2 separate regions of the Homo sapiens genome follow, and region 2 is linked to region 1. The links are chromatin loops, found by intact Hi-C in ENCODE. Cell type or tissue: endothelial cell of umbilical vein. All regions are shown on one strand. Links, peaks and the distances in the headings refer to the core of each region. The heading gives the core; the rest is flanking DNA. Region 1 overlaps ANKRD29 (ankyrin repeat domain 29). Region 2 overlaps LAMA3 (laminin subunit alpha 3).

The links. Peaks named below come from ENCODE experiments on the same cell type or tissue, not always from the same donor. Only the 100,000 strongest peaks of a DNase experiment are listed, where the experiment ranks them.
Region 2: it touches region 1 in a loop (3-fold over the local background); 73 of 110 quality-filtered maps call a loop at or near these places.

The regions. Positions count from the first base shown.
Region 1 is chr18:23,622,723-23,631,977 of GRCh38, reverse strand. ANKRD29 (ankyrin repeat domain 29) reads left to right here. Exons shown (of 10, transcript NM_173505.4): 6 at 2,027-2,125. Among named protein-coding and RNA genes, the nearest start is that of ANKRD29, 36 kb to the left of the region's middle. In endothelial cell of umbilical vein, for the core only: no CTCF peak of the experiment used is centred there; DNase peaks (open chromatin) are centred at 4,547 and 5,267; H3K27ac peaks cover 1,606 bases; H3K27me3 peaks cover 226 bases.
Region 2 is chr18:23,715,491-23,723,490 of GRCh38, reverse strand. The region is part of intron 2 of LAMA3 (laminin subunit alpha 3); the gene reads right to left. Among named protein-coding and RNA genes, the nearest start is that of LAMA3, 30 kb to the right of the region's middle. RefSeq lists enhancers at 2,522-3,022, 3,023-3,523. In endothelial cell of umbilical vein, for the core only: no CTCF peak of the experiment used is centred there; a DNase peak (open chromatin) is centred at 3,550; H3K27ac peaks cover 2,923 bases.

The sequences.
Region 1 (9,255 bases), core at 528-8,527:
TGGTAATTAGCTGGGTTTGCTAGGTGTTTTCCTCTAGGGTGTGCTCTGGTTTTCCACCGTGGTCTGAAAACAATGAAGCTCACCCTGCGCTGCGAATGTTGTCAGGCTGAAGGGAGCATCCGGGGATCATGCTCTCAGCTGATCCACACGTCTGCCGAAAGCACCGAGTGACATGTGTCCAAGAAAACAGAAATGCCCAGAAGGCATAGATACTCAGTTAAGACGAAAACTAAAGAGCACTGGAAAAGGGGCACTTGCTCTGGGCTTTATGCAGGAGTGCTTTTTTGTGTTTATAGGTGTTGTTGGTGTCTGCTGGGCTGGCAGAGAGCCACTTTGTGGAGATGGTTTCTAGGGCAGTTGTATTGAAAACATCTTTCAGGGTTCTTTTGTGTTTTGTCTTGTTTTGTCTTGTTTTGTTTTAGAGACAGGGTCATCTGGATATGGTGGCTCATGCCTGTAATCCTAGTGCTTTGGGAGGCAGAGGCAGGAGGATCGCTTGAGCCCAAGAGTTCGAGACCAGCCTGGGCAACATAGCAAGACCCTGTCTCTACTATAAATTTTTTTAAAAAATTAACTGGATGTGGTGATGCACGCCTGTAGTCCCAACAACTCAGGAGGCTGAGGTGGGAGGATCGCTTGAGCTGAGGAAGTTGACGCTGCATTGAGCTGTGGTCGTACCACTACACTCAAGGTCTGAGTGACAGAGGGAGACCCTGTCTCAAAAAAAAAAAAAAAGAAGAGAGAGAGAGACAAGGTCTTGCTATGTTTCCAGGGCTGGTCTTGAACTCCTGGGCTCAAGCAATCCCCCTGCCTCAGCCTCTTGAGTAGTTGGGACCACAGGTGTATGCCATCGTACCCAGCTGCATATTGTATCTTAATTCTTGCAGAACCCTCATGTTGGGGGAACAAGGATAAGGGGACAAGAAAGAGAAAAGGGTAGGAAAGATCTAATTAAAAGGACACCTTTTACTCTCAATTTTTTTTTCTTTTTTTTCTTTTTTTTTTTTTTTGAGACAGGGTCTCACTTTGTTCCCTAAGCCTGGAGTGCAATGGCCCAAACATGGCTCACTGTAACCTCAACTTCCCAGGCTCAAGTGATCCTCCTGCCTCAGTGCCCCCAAGTAGCTGGGACTATAAGCACATGCCACCTCGCCCAGCTAATTAAAAAAAAAAAGAATTTTTAGAAATTTAAAAATATATTAAAAATAAATTTTTTAAAAATGAGGTTTGGGGGATTTGTATATCTAACATTTGGCTCTTCATTGACAAAAAGGTGGAAACCTACAAAGAGATGGAGATGGAAAATTATATTAAATGTGTATATTTTAAATCTAATTTATTTTATTTTATTTATTTTGAGACAGAGTCTCACTCTGTTGCCCAGGCTGGAATGCAGTGATGCAATCTTGGCTCACTGTAACCTCCACCTCCTGGGTTCAAGAGATTCTTCTGCCTCAGCCTCCCGAGTACCTGGGATTACAGGTATGCAGCACCACACCTGGCTAATTTTTGTATTTTTATTTGTTTTTTGTTTTTTGATTTTTTGTTTTTTGAGGAGGAGTTTTGCTCTTTTGCCCAGGCTGGAATGAAGTGGCGCGATCTCAGCTCACTGCAACCTCTGCCTCCAGGTGCAAGCGATTCTCCTGCCTCAGCCTCCGGAGTAGCTGGGATTATAGGTGCCCGCCACCACGCCTGGCTAATTATTTTGTATTTTTAGTAGAGATGGGGTATCGCCCTGTTGGCCAGGCTGGTCTCGAACTCCGGATGTCAGGTGATCCACCTGCCTCGGCCTCCCAAAGTGCTAGGATTACAGGCGTGAGCCGCCGTGCCCAGCCTAATTTTTGTGTTTTTAGCAGAGACGGGATTTCACCATATTGGCCAGGCTGGTCTCTATCTCCTGGATTCACCTACCTAGGCCTCCCAAAGTGCTGTGATTACAGGCATGAGCCACTGCACCCGCCCTAATTTCTTTTAAAATAAGTGTGAAAGATAATGTTTTTAATGCTTTTAATTTGTTCTCTCTCAGGATGGAGCCACTGCCCTCTTCCTAGCTGCCCAAGGTGGTTACTTGGATGTTATTCGATTACTGCTGGCTTCAGGAGCAAAAGTCAACCAGCCAAGGCAGGTAATGTCCACTGTTGACATTTGCCCGAGCACATGGCGCATGGGGCAGGGAGGGCTGGGTGTCCGCTGGCAGCACATACCTGAGATAACCAGTAAGCTCAAGGCATCCTTTAAACCCTTCTGCTTCTGTGATGAAAAGTTAATCTTTGATTAGGGTATCTCCTGTTCTATGCTCTGAGCTGGCCTGAAAGCCTATGAAACCAAGCTGACATCACAGTTCAGTACTTTCAAAACTTAAGTATTTGATGTCTGAGGTCAAGTACACAAGTACACACTCTGCCACCTCCTGTGCAAACAAATTATGGCTGCACTGATCTAATGAGTGCAGGCTGGCCTGGGACATAGGTAAACAGATGTGGGCCAAGTAGCCTGGCCCCTGCTGATAATGCTGCCTTACTACCTGCCCACCACTTCTTCCACCAAGCCAAAGAGGAGCCCATGCCGTTGGAATCATTAGGAGGTTCTGCACCTTCATCTCTCACAATTGTTATGCTGTTGAGACTTCATTTACCAACAGCAAGCTAACAGCTAGCAATTCAATTAACTGAAAGTAAAAGAACAGAAATGTAGTCTGGGAGTGGTGGCTCATGCCTATAATCCCAGCACCCTGGGAGGCCGAGGCAGGAGGATCACTTGAGGCCAGGAGTTTGAGGCCAGCCTGGCCAACATGATGAAACCCCGTCTCTACTAAAAATACAAAAATTAGCCAGGCGCGGTGGCGCATGCCTGTAATCCCAGCTACTTGGGAGGCTGAGGCAGGAGAATCACTTGAACCTGGGAAGCAGAAGTTGCAATGAGCCGAGATCGCGCCTCTGCACTCCAGTCTTGGCAATAGAACAAGACTCTGTCTCAAAAAAAGAGTAATGATTTTTAAAAAGAAGAAAAAAGAACAGAAATGCAAGATTATACAGGCAGCACTTTATAAACAGTGAAGAACCTTCCAAATGTACAGTATTATAATTAGCTTCTCTTGTGTAGGTACTATTTTTGTCCAGATTAACTTTTTTTTTTTTTTTTTTTGAGACAGCGTCTTGCTCTGTCATCCAGGCTGGAGTGTGGTGGCATGATCTCGACCCATTGTAACCTTCGCCTCCTGGGTTCTTGTGCCTCAGCCTCCCAAATAGCTAGGATTACAGGTGCATGCCACCATGCCCAGCTAATTTTTGTATTTTTAGTAGAGATACATTTTGGTAGAGAGCCATGTTGCCCAGGCTGGTCTCGAACTCCTGGCCTCAAGTGATCCACACACCTTGGGCTCCCAAAGTGCTGGGGTTACAAGTGTGAGCCACCATGCCTGGCACCAGATTAATTTATTTTTAACAAAACATTTCGAATTAAGGAAACATTACTATAAAGGTAGTTTCCTAGGAAAAAGTCAAGCTGATTTCATACCCAGGCACATCTCCACTGTACTATGACCTGATACAGGAATGCCTCTCTGTGTTCACATAATGAATAGCTATGAGAACTTTAAGGTTGGTCTGAGCTCTTGGACACAGGTTTCTCTGGTCTTTAGAAGCCCAAGCACATAAGGAGCCTGAGAAAAATAAAGAGCCTTTGGGCAGAGTGGTTTGAAGTCAGGAAAGCAAAGTGGTTTTGAGGTCAGGAATCCCAAGTTCTCAATCCATCTCTGCCAATAATTTGAGCTGTGTGGTTTTGAACAAGTGAATCAACCTCTCTGGGCCTGACTTTCATCATTGAAAATTAGGAGGCTGAGCAGCATGAGCCTGATGATCTCTTCAAATGCCCACATTTTAAATAATTGTTTTATTCAACATTCAATCAATATTTCTTGAGTACTTACCATGTGCCAGACATTGTAATCAATGTAATGTATCAATGTAAGGTTATATTTTTAGAATTGTAAAGTTATTCTTAGGTGGCCCCAGGAATACTCCTGGGAAAGGAAGCAGTTTCAAAAAAACTTTTACTTTCGTCCTGCTAGAGTTGACTTTCGAGGACTGGAGTTTAATATTTTCGTATTGGTCCTTCTTATTTTGTTATTGTTGATTGATTCTGAATCAGATGATTCATTTTACTAAAATTAGTAAAAGGAATTGGTTATTTTTAGATTGCCTAAGTTTGATTTGGGGGCCATTATTGAAGATACCACTGTGAATTTAGAATGTGAGGTTATCAAGATTATCAAGTCTCTCTATTAGTACATCCTTCCAAAATAATTTCTGGCACTTTGAATTTTATTCTTTATATGCCTAAAGTACTGCTTGTAAAAAACCAAGTCGATATAAGAGATTATATTTCAAATGTTGCATGAGCCATGCCCACTTAAACCTAAAATGAGTCATGCCGTGATGTTGAAGCCAAGAAGTTAAAGAGTAAACCAACATTGCAGCAGTAGCCACAACACGCCATAGCTGTTTTTTCTTCCTCAAGAGTTAGGATAACCTGGTCAAAGTGGATGACCTAGTCTTTGAGTGCAGGGATCCACCCTCTGGTCAAGGAGCAAGTGCTACAACTTCTAAAGACTGCATCTAATGAAATTGTTTTGAATTATTTTGAGTTCAGCCCTAAAAGAATTGTTATTCAGGAAAAGGGTGTCTTATAAAATAAGAATTGCTTTGGGGAAAAAAGGCAATGGAATTTTTCCTTTTTACAGAGTACACTCACCCCATTGTGCCCTCAAATCATAATAATTTTTATTACCTACTGTGAGCTTATAATTAGAGGTTGTTATCTATCCAGGTCAGACTAGCTCAAGTTCCGTCTTCTCTGAAAGTGTAAACTCTGCATATTTATTATGTTCCAAGAAAACAGTGCCATGCCTGCACATGGCCTGCACATGGCCTACCTATATTCTATAGGTAGAGCATTTGGAAACCAATGTTTTATTCTGAAATCTCAGCTGACACATTGAGTCATTATTGGAAAATCCTTGAATTTACAAAATGAGGACAGGAATACCTGCCTGGTTTAATTTCCTAATACTTTTGGCTAAATCTGATTTGTAATTGTTGCACTGACATTCTATGAAGCCCTACCATTTTATTACGGTATCCTGTAACAGGATGTTGACAAAGTTACATTGAAATTACTCAGCTGACATTTGATATGAGCTTCAGGGAATCTGAACGGTAGTGGGATGACTTTTCTTTGTAACTCTATCACTGAGAACTAAATGAAGACCTTTTTAGTACTTTGGGATGAGGAATCATAATCCCAAATCTAGTCATAGCCAGACAGTAGGAAGACTATGTTCTTGATTTGAAACTTCAAAAAATATTTTCCTTCCATATTGTCCTAAGCCAAAAGGTCAAGAGTCACAGAGATCATTGAAATATAGATTTCACTCTAACAATTCATTTTCATTTCTTTCCACGTGTCCTCACCAAGTTGAGTTGCTATGAGTCAGACCTTTTTAATCACTAGCTGAGTGGCTATTTCTATTTTTCTATTAACCAAATGCCTCGACATATATTTTCCCAACTCCACTCACCCACCTTATTAAAACAATACTTTAATAGAATGCAAAGGTCTGATCCTGTTAACCCAGAGCTGAGGTTAGTCAGTTAACTCATCTCTATCTAGTCTTTTTCATGTGCTAAACAGTATTTCTTTGAAGGCTGGAGGAAAAGTCATCTAATAAAGTGCCATCTCCTAACAGAAGCCTTGACTTGTACACAGAGTAGCTGGACCCAGAAATTAAACGTTCTCCCAGGTCGGAAGCTTAGAGGGGTGAATCCATCAATGGCAGTGGGAGAAGGAGCCAAAAGATTAGCGTAGAATCCTGGGGGTTTGGAAATGGGAACAGACAGCCATAGGAAGTCCTTGCTGCTTGGCAAGGGCAGGGACTCTGTCTTGTTTCGTTTGCACATGGTACACACTCAGAAAAAGTGTATCGACTGCCAGAAGATCCCCATGGCTGGTGCAGAGCAGGTCTGGAAGCCTGCAGCATTTAGTGATCAGTGCCTGAGAGTTAGAAGAAGGCTCCAGATATAGGGCCCAGACTCATAAGCATAAGCCCCAGGAAGACTGTAAGAGGCAGCTAGGGAGCAGACCCAGATTTTTTGGGTGGAGAGCAGCTTGGAAATTATGGGGATATAGATATCTTAAAATGAAACAGAGGCCCCATTTTGCTTATTAACTGTGTGACCTTAGCAGGTTGCCTACTGTCCCTGAGTCTCAGTATTTTAGGACTACTGTGATAATTAAATAAAATAATCCCTGCAAAACTCTTAATGCAGTAGCTGATACACACCCAGTGCAATGTTAGGTATTGCTGTTATTATCATTCCTATTCCAACCAGGCCTCATTGGAACAGAAAACCCATCAGAAATCAAGGCTGCACTTTCTCTAGTGAGTCGTGTGTTCTCTGTCATCTCAAAGTCTCTTCATATCTCTGTTTCTCCCCACTCCTTTCTTTTTTTACCAGTTTTGTCTGCTTACTTATCTTGTATGTGGTCCCCAGGTTTATGGATCAGACTGCCAACCTCTGGGAATAGCCATGTCATTGTCACAGCTCATCTTTGTGCACCAGGCCACAGTGACTGGCTGGCCTGCCTATCCTCAGTCCCATCACCCTTGACTGGGGAGGATAGAGTCAGACCATGGGCAATGCAGCATCTGGTAAAATCTCTTACAGACCCATTTGCTGGGCCAGGCACACGGTGCAAGGGACAATCATAAGAAATAGGCTCCAGGGCAGGGTAGGGTGGGTAAGAAAATTATCTCAATATTGAACTCCCTCTGCCACGGGCAGGATTCCTCACAGCTCTTGGACTCCCAACTTCAAATAGAATTGGTCCCCAAGACTTTCTGACTGGCCTAACCCTGTAGGTAGAAGTAACCCAAGTGTGACGGCTGGAAATCGTAGAAGCAAAGAGCTAGTGCCGCTTCAGATACTCATTCCCACAGAAGAGGATGGTTTTAGTTCTTTTTTCCAAATACTCTCAGGAGCCTACATAAGACCATACAAGGTTAGTCTCTAATACAGGTTGTGTCATATACTCCATCTCATGCTGTGATCTGGCTGTAAAAGTGATCTCGAATGAAATGAGGGAATAACAGAGTTGGAGGAAACTATAAAACTCACTCTATTTAGCCATCCATCGGTACTCGAATCCTTTCTATGATAATCAGCTACTGTTGAACACCTCTAGGCATGGAGAACTCACTCCTCTCTGATCAGTTTCTTTGGTCTTAGCCAACACTCATTAAACTTTTATACATTGACCCCAAGTCTCCATGCAGCTTTCACCCATCTGTCTTCTTTCTATCACTTGGTCTGAAAAATTGGTCTAAATCCTTTTCTACTTGATATACACACACATAGTAAAAGACAGCTATCATAACCCCATGAATCTCATTCTTCTTCAGGCTAAATGTTCTATTACCTTTTTTTTTTTTTTTTTTTTTTTTTTTTTTTTTTGAGATGGAGTCTCACTCTGTCGCCCAGGCTGGAGTGCAGAGGCATGATCTTGGCTCACTGCAACATCTGCCTCCCGGGCTCAAGTGATTCTCCTGCCTCAGAATCCTGAGTTGCTGGGACTACAGGCATGCACCACCACACCCGGCTAACTTTTGTATTTTTAGTTGAGACAGAGTTTTGCCATATTGGCCAGGCTAGTCTCAAACTCCAGGCCTCAAGTGATTTGCCCCACCTCGGCCTCCCAAAGTGCTGGGATTACAGGTGTGAACCACCATGCCTGGCCATTACCTTTTTAAAAAAAGTGCTGTAGAGGTTATAACTTCACAATGATTTCTTTGATTTAATATCAAAGTATTAAAAATATCAAAGTATATGGAAGTATTCAAAAGCCTATTTGAATATTTTTAAATGTTTTTTCACATTTTGGTACATTCCAAAACTCTACAAAAAGGAGCTAAATTGACTTACTTTTCATCATTTTCAAAATTATTTTTATATGTTTAATTTAAAAAAATATATAAAATCGCCAGACGCGGTGGCTAACACCTGTAATCCCAGCACTTTGGGAGGCCGAGGCGGGCAGATTACAAGATCAGGAGATCGAGACCAACCTGCCTAACACGGTGAAACCCCATCTCTACTAAAAATAAAAAAAAATTAGCCGGGCGTGGTGGTGGGCACCTGTAGTCCCAGCTACTCGGGAGGCTGAGGCAGGAGAATGGCGTGAACCCGGGAGGCGGAGCTTGCAGTGAGCCAAGATTGTGCCACTGCACTCCAGCCTGGGCGACAGAGCAAGACTCCGTCTCAAAAAAAAAAAACATATGAAATCATTGTTCTTTTTTTTATAGAGATGGGGGCCTCACTGTGTTGCTGAGGCTGATCTTGAACTCCTGGGCTCAAGCCATCCTCCCGCCTTGGCCCCCCAAAGTGCTGGGATTACAGGTGTGAGCCACTGCACCCCATCATTTTCATGATGAAAATGAAGGCTCTAACCATTATACCAGAAGGAAAAAATAAGAGAAAACAGAAATTAAGGTGTACAAAAGAGGAAAACCTCTCCTAATTCATAAACTAAATAATCAACTGATAGGTAATCTGATTTGACAATAATGCTCTAACTCACATGCAACTCCCTGGGCTCCAAAATCAGATTTGGAGATGTAATGACTAGTAATGAAATACACAGGCGGCCCCCAAATCTCATTTTCCCACTCATTCCTACCTGCTCACAGTCAGTTATCTCACAGGGTCGATGGAAGAATCAAATTAAAAAGCATATGGAAGTATTTTGTGAACAAAAGTACAAATTAAGGGGCGTATTGTTTCTCATGATAAATACTACTCAGATGCAATTAACATTTCCTAAGCATCTGTGAGCCAGTGCTCATGCTCACCACCTTTGTATATGTTTTCTCACTTATCTCTGCGAAGCTAATAATTTTTCCTAAGAGGACACTCACTCAGGCTGAGATGATTTGCCTAAGGTCTTACAGCCAGGAAGAACTGATTGCTTTTTCCACCTCCCATGACTATTCCAATTAAGATGATATATTTGATGAGTGTTATCATTGATGTTCTAAATTGATAATAATAATTTTTTGGCCAGGCACAGTGGCTCATGCTTGTAATCCCAGCACTGTGGGAGACCAAGGCGGGTGGATCACTTGAGGTCAGGAGTTTGAGACCAGCCTGGCCAACATGGTGAAACCCCGTCTCTACTTAAAATACAAAAATTAGCCGGGTG
Region 2 (8,000 bases), core at 1-8,000, 92 kb before region 1:
TGTGATCATTCCATACAGTCTAGCTAGTTTACATATAGTTTTGGTCTGTTTCTTCACCATATAGCACAGACACATGTTGTGTCGATAAAGACCATTCTATGGCATCATGTGGTGCCTATTAATCCACTAACTGAGTCAGTCCCCTTTTATTGGACATGAGATTGTTTCCCACTGGATGCTATTTTTATAATGCTTTGGTGAGTATCTTGCATCAGACATTAGAGCATTTATCTCATGAATTCCTTTGGATAAATTCAGAGTAGTAGTTTCATGTCAAAGATAGAAATTTTTTTAATGCAAATATTCTGGGAAGTAACATCAGTACTGAGTTCCCAGAACTTTCGTGTGAATGTGTTTATAGATACTTCACTCCCCAGAAGACATAAGGCAGCCTAAGCTCATTAACAGGGAGAGTGAGAGGATCAATGACAACTTCTCTAGGTAATAATAATAAAATTCCATATCATAGATGATATGTAAATGTAAAGCTCTGGTTCCTCTCCCCAGCCCACAGACTGCCCTTTCCCATGTGATGCCAAACTCTGGTTTTCACCCTTCATGATGAGAAAGATCCCTCTGACGACTTTACAATGGCCTTAATCCTGGGAAGTGGCCAAATGCTGGTCATAATTGTGTGTTGACCCAAAGTTGCATCGTAAGACTCACCAAGGAGGTCACAGTGACCTCCGTTTATCATTTTATCATCTTAACTTCTATCTGTATAGACTGAGAGAACATTCCAGAAGAAAGTGTTTTGTTTCCTAGTGTTGCTGTTCCCTAGTACAGTTTTTATCTTTCTTCCTATTTCTTGGATTTATGTTGACTGCCTACAGCCTACTGAGTGTTTTGGAAGGAAACATATTTAATTCATTTTCTGTTATGTCTGTTATATTTGTGGTGCTAGTTTTATGAAAACCAACAAATGTAAATGTTAGCTTAAAATAGAGCAGAGCTGTCCATGATGATAGCAAGACATATAATTCAGTGGAATAATAAGAAAACAACAGTATTGGAATTCACATTTCCATTTAATTCCATCTTAGTGGAGGACACAGTATATTCTGGGACTTTTAAGCCCCATGGATACAAAAAGAATATGTTCACACAGCTGCTGAGCTTAAGGAGCACACGGTGGATCAGCCTTTACGGCACAGCTTAGCAAGTGCCTCTGAGTAAACAGAAACAGCTCAGAGGGAAGCAGGCAGCCAGGAAGGGTTTCCAGCAGGCAATATTTGAGTTATCTCAGAAAGAAGATAGCCAGACCAGGCAAGGTGGGAAGGAATTCCAAGAACTGTGAATAGCACCAAAATAAGGCCCAGAACCAGGGAACATCATGGAATATCCAGGGAATTACAGTTAGGTCTCTACTGACATAGCATAGGTCTTGCAGGAGAAAGTGCCTTTTAAGATGAGGCTGGCAAAAAGTCTAAGGGCTAGACTGAAGGAGCGTATGTGACATGTTAAGAAACTTGGACCTTATTCCAAAAGTAATAGAAAACCACTAAAGGATACTAATCAGGGAGAACAACACACTGAGATCTTTGTTTTGCGCTGGTAGTAATGAGAAGATTGATTGATAGGTAGACCCTTGGAAGACTGCCAACCTGATTGTTTCTAATCTTTCTCAGCTCACCACTATGGATTCTGTTCCTTTCAGGCTGATTCTAAAACAGGGTAAGCTGAGAGTAGATGCTGGGAAATCAGTTAGAAGACTGGTGGACTAATCATGGGGAGAGCTGCCATGGGTTCCACTACAATAGTGCAGTATCAAGGGGGAGGAGGAGCCAGACTCCAGAGATAATACGGCACAAGACATAATGAGTTTACTAAATGGTAAGTGGGGAGGGAGAGGGAAGTGGAGGGATATGGAAGAGACCGAGAGAGATATTGGGTAAACTGGCTCTTGGAAAGGAGCAGCCCTGATTTGTAACATTTGCTGATTTCCATAGTGTAAATGCTCCCACCATGGCCAATATGAAGCTACTGAGCTGATGTGCCACTTCTAGTCTTGCCCACACAAACCTCCCACACAGAATCTTCCATGCTCTTTCCTCATTCGGGCTGGTTAGAATAAAGATGACCCACGGGGCAACATTGGGAACCCATGTGTTGAAAATGGCAGACCCAATTATGGAAGGAGTTTACGTCTTTGAACCACTGTTTGGAGGGGAACTGCTTAACCAGGATCAGCTGTGTTTGGACATGATGAGAAATATACCTTCATTGTATTTAGCCACAGTATTAATCAGCGTTCTCCAGAGAAACAGAACCAATTGAATGTGTGTATATATACATATATACAGAGAAAGAGAGAGAGACTTTTTTTTTTAATAGAGGCAGGGTCTTACTCTGTCACCCAGGCTGGAGTTCACTGGTGCTATCATAGCTCACTACAGCCTCCAACTCCTGGGCTCAAGCAGTCCTCCCACCTTAGCCTCCTGAGTTGCTAGGACTACAAGTGTGTGCCACCATGCCTGGCTAATTATTTTATTTTTTTATAGAGAGGGGCTTTCACAGTGTTGCCCAGGCTGATCTTGAACTCCTGGCCTCAAGCAATCCTCCCACCTTGGCCTCCCAAAGTGCTGAGATTATAGACATGAGACACTGCACCCAGAATGAGTTTTTCATGTATTAAAAGAAAACACCTGATTTCCAGATTCTTCCTAATGTATAAATTACTTCAAAGCACCCCAAATTAACACTTTGAAGTTACTAAAGGACCATAAAGGATAATATTCTATCCCTAGTAGCCCAGAGGATTTTATTGGCACCTGTTTTTCTACCCACTAATGAATTGTTTGACTTCAAGGGCTGTGCCTCATGATGATGTTCATTAATAACACATTTATTGGCTCATGCCTGTAAACCCAGCACTTTGGGAGGCTGAGGTGGGTGGATCACGAGGTCAAGAAATCAAGATCATCCTGATCAACATGGTGAAACCCCATCACACTAAAAATACAAAAAAATTAGCTGGGTGTGGTGGTCCGTGCCTGTAGTCCCAGCTACTCGGGAGGCTGAGGCAGGAGAATCACTTGAACCTGGGAGGCAGAGGTTGCAGTCAGCCGAGATTGCGCCACTGCACTCCAGCCTGGTGACAGAGTGAGACTCCATCTCAAAAAAAACAAAAACAAAAACAAAAAAACACCATTTATTAATAGCAAAATTGTTCTAAATATAATCTTCTGTATTTTCTAATTTTGTTATAGCTATAAAATACTCTTAAAATGTTGCAGAGAGACTCAAGTGTCATAAATGGAACGAACCGTAATTAATTACAGAGCTAAAACTCTTCCACCCTCACCCAGAGATTTGGTCTCACAGCAATATGTTTCCATTACTACTATACCCTGGGAAAGTTCAGGCTGATGCTGAGTCATCCTTGGTTCATTCTACATTAACTCAGCAAATATTTATTAAACAACTATTGTATGCTAAACACTGTGCAAGATGTTGGAAGCAAAACATCATGTAGTGAACAGAACACAGTGAACAAAACAAGACATAGTCCCTGGCCTCCTGAAGCTTATAGTCTACACAATTCCTCAGGAATCCAGAAAGACTGGGTCAAAACCAAGAGCCATCCACCTTCTGGATTGGGCTGTGTCCACCCGGGGAACCAGCTGAGTCACCCTCCTTAGTGACCTCATCAGCCAACCATCTGTAGAGCCAAGTTAATCTCCAAAGTCCTCAAGCCCCAAAAGTATCAGAAACTAGCCCAGGCTTCCCTCCACATCTGAGTCAGCTACAAAGAATGTTTTGGATTCACCCACCAAAGTCTCATAAAAGTTGAAGGGAATCAGGAAAAAAAAAAAAAAAAAGATTCTAGAATGCAACTACATACTGAATTCACTCTCAGATGATTGGATCCTGTATTTGCATCTGGCTCCTGGGGAGTTCACTGTCTGTGATGAATTCATGAAAAATTAGAAAGGTAGAGTAATGGGGCATTTCTCCTGTGACCTATTAATATTTTTCCTTAAAATTTATAATGCAGTTTCCCCTATTACATTTAACCTTGGAGCTTTAGAAACAATTTCTGAATTTTCTATTTTTTGCATTTTAAATAACATTTTCATAGTATTTGCCTGTGTTAACACCTGCAGGGGGTTTCAGGGTCTCAATCTAGGCTTCCTTTCCTTATTTGTTTATTTATTTATTTAGAGATGGGGTCTCACTGAGTTGCCCAGGCTGGATTTAACTCCTGTGCTCAAGTGATCCTCGTGCCTCTGCCTCCTGAGTGGTTGGGGCTGCAGGTATGAACCACTATGTCCATCTGGACTCTCTTTCTTCTGTCTTAGTTTGGGCCCTCTCTAAAGCCCTGAGGCAAAGACTTGAGTAGAGGTAGTTTATTTAAGAGTTGACCTCAAGAAGCACAAACTGGGAAGAGAGGAACATAAGGGAGGGAGAAAAGCCAAAAATCAATGTGTTAATGAGTAGGCTGCCACCAGAGCAACCCAACCACGGCTCCATCCTACCAGGGACACTCTGAGGAATTATGTAGAAGGCACTTTAGAACTGGCCCATTGAGAGGCAGGGAAATGCGGTATTTTCCCACCAACTATCATCCCTCTTGGGATGAGGATTGCCCCTTGGGGCATTAAGTGCTGGGCTTGCAGGCTGCTCTAGACACAGCTTTTAGAAGCCTCTGTAAATCTAGAAAGAGCCTTCAGGCAGGAAGCAAAGTCAGATGCAGGCCCTTGAGATGGGACAAGGGAACAGGTGTGGGAACTATCCATCCCAGCTGCCACTCAGAGGGGGACCAGGGAGCTGTGGACATCACAGCCTTTGCCTCTACGAGGCCCAAAGGACCATCTCAGCAGCTCTGCTCCTGCAGCCACATCTGCTGTCTCCAGGCCTCACTCCCCCGCAGCCCTGCAGAGCAGGGGCAACGTCACCTTCTCTCCTCACACCTCCATCCTCTGAAGCCAACACTCAGTCCTTTTCAGGGCTTGATGTTGGGGGTGAGGGATTGTCTTTGTTTATTTTTACTACTAACAGGTTTAAATAACAAAATAATACTCTTGGAAACATTACACATTGCATACAAGCCTCAAAATTCTTCAGATAATTTTGTTGTTGTTCCCTGGAACACAATGAGTCAGGCTTGCTCTGCGGGGGCTGAAGTCATGGACCATAGGAACTCCCTCCGCACCCACCTCCTCATGTTTTTCTCTATACCTCACCCTGGGGAGGGAGCTGGAAGGTGAACATAGGGAGCCCATAGAATAGAACTCTGGAGTTTGGATTCTGGAGGAAGTCCAGAGTGTATATGTAGATCCCACCACTACACCTTCCGATCTCACGGGAGAGATCTCCAAAGCCCATGCCCTACCAGGAATCCAGGCAGAACAAAGCTTCCTAGATTCCAAAGATTCTCCTTTTAAAAACTGGACATCTACATGCTTTAAATGTAAAAATGAACTCATTATATCTGGCCAGATGATACAAAAGCTTCCTGAAAGACATCGTGTTCTCATTCTATAGCCTGAAACTACTGCATAATGTATAATTAAATGAACTTGAACAACCCCGGAAAGTATGATGCCTCTAGTGAATCACAGAACTGTCCTACATTTACCACGTTTTAAGGGGAAACTGTCCTTTAAGATCAAGTCTGTGGACCAGGCACGGTGACTCATGCCTGTAATCCCAGCACTTTGGGAGGCCGAGATGGGTGGATCACAAGGTCAGGAGTTCGAGACCAGCCTGGCCAACATGGTGAAACCCTGTCTCTACTAAAAAAAAAAAAAAAAAAAAAAAAAAAAAATTTAGCCAGGCATGGTGGTGGGCACCTGTAATCCCAGCTATTTGGGAGGCTGAGGTAAGGCAATCACTTGAACCTGGGAGACGGAGGTTGCAGTGAGCTGATATCACGCCACTGCACTCCAGCTTGGGTGACAGAGTGAGACTCTGTCTCAAAAAAAAAAAAAAAAAAAAAAAAAAAAGATCAAGTCCAGAAGGTAATGTTTTTATTTGTCAAACTTATTGGCCAAAAAAATAACAATGAAAAACACCAACTAGTCTAAAAGAAAACAAGACCCTCACAACAGCATAAGCTGTCAAATTGACAACAGCACATCAAAATCAAATTTCAGTTCTTAGCAGGTGAAGTGATTTTGTAGTAACAAATTTATGATCTGCATTTTATTTCTCAACCATGCCTCAAAATTCCCACTTCTCTCCCTCTAAGGTCTTAATGTTACTATTAATTATGAAATCTAACCTCTCAGTGACATTCTCATGGTTAATTCCAGCAAAAGGAAGAAAACACAGATCTTACCAATGGGGCAAAAAATAGGAATCTTACAAGACACAACATGCTTGTTAAAACATGTCATGCTCCAACACAGAAGAGGAAAGAAATGTCTTCAGTCTGACATAACTGATCATGCTTTTCCTGCTCCTAGACTTTCTTAGAATATTTTCTACAGTATTATAGGTAGTGTTTTCTAGAGGCACAAATGTGATCAGTCTGTTCTTTTTAATGAGAGTTTATTAAAGTTCACTTTATTTTATTAAATAAAAAATACGACTGCTCTAAAGAAGTTTTAAATGAAGCAATTAACTCATTTAGAACTCATAATAATCTTATGAGGGATGCACAATTATCTCATTTTATAAATGAGGAAACTGAGGCAGGGAGCAGAAAAATATATTTGTTAAGGCCACACAGCAAGTGAGCAGAGCAATCAGGACAAACTGGCCAGGCTGACTCCAGAACCCACATTCTCAGCAGCCTCGCAGAGCAGAGCGGGTGGGTGGACACAGGCCTTATGCATATGCATGCCATGACTCACGTTTGTCAGCAACCAGCAAAGTACTGAACTGTTCCTATGTTGATGTTTTCTTAATTGTCTTAATTAGGGAATTTTTCAGTACATCAAAAGGAGGCTTTTAAAGTAGGTTTAAAAAAAAAGTTCTAAAGAAAAAAGAACAAGCCAGCAGACATGGGTAAGTTCAGTATGGGTCATTTTGAAGGATTAAAATTCCCTGTTACCTATAAAAACCCTCAGTTAAATAAGCGATATAGGCCAGTCACGGTGGCTTACGCCTGTAATCTTAGTACTTTGGGAGGCCTAGGTGGGCGGATTGCCTGAGCTCAGTAATTCAAGACCAGCCTGGGCAACATGGTGAAACCCTGTCTCTACTTAAAATACAAAAAGTTAGCCAGGCATGGTGGCACATGCCTGTAGTCCCAGCTACTTGGGAGGCTGACGCACCAGAATCACTTGAGCGTGGGAGGCAGAGGTTGCAGTAAGCCGAGATTGCACCACTGCACTTCAGCCTGAGCAATAGAGTGAGACCCTGTCTAAAAAAAAAAAAATCGATATGGTAGGTAATTCTTGGTTAGTATTGTCAGAAGCTACTGAATGAATGCTAGTGGTTAGGTATCAGAGGGATAAGACTAACTTATAGTTGAAAGGAGGCTTATTAGAGTCTTTTGAACCATGAAGGCTCTCTGTGAATTCCTGCAGACACAAATTAATGGTGAAAATATTCTCAGGAGAGGTCTAATTTAGCACAACACATGGACTAAAGAGGTTGAAAGCCCTTCTGTCACAAAACTGCCCAATCGAAATGAAAAGAACACATTCATTCTAAGAAATCTCAGTATCATTCCATTTCTATGCTATGGGATGCATTTACCTTTTTCTTTCTTTCAAGTAGTATTTTTTATATGAACTGTACTCTATGCTTAACTGTTCCCAGCAAAAAGAATAGTATAAACATTAATATTAGTATTAGCATTAGTTTTAGTATTAGTATCAACATAACAAACTCAGTTATGAAAATGTTCTAATAATAGCTACAGTCTTCTTCCTGCTGTTTACGTTACCATCTGCACACAAGCACACAAGCATGTTGCTATCTCTATCATAAACAAAGAAATCTCTTTACCTGGCTTTTCAATGATTCTCCTCCATTTCTTTTTGCCCCATTGAGCAGAACTCTTAAAATTGATTTCTGTATTAGGTACTTCAATTCCTCTCACATTC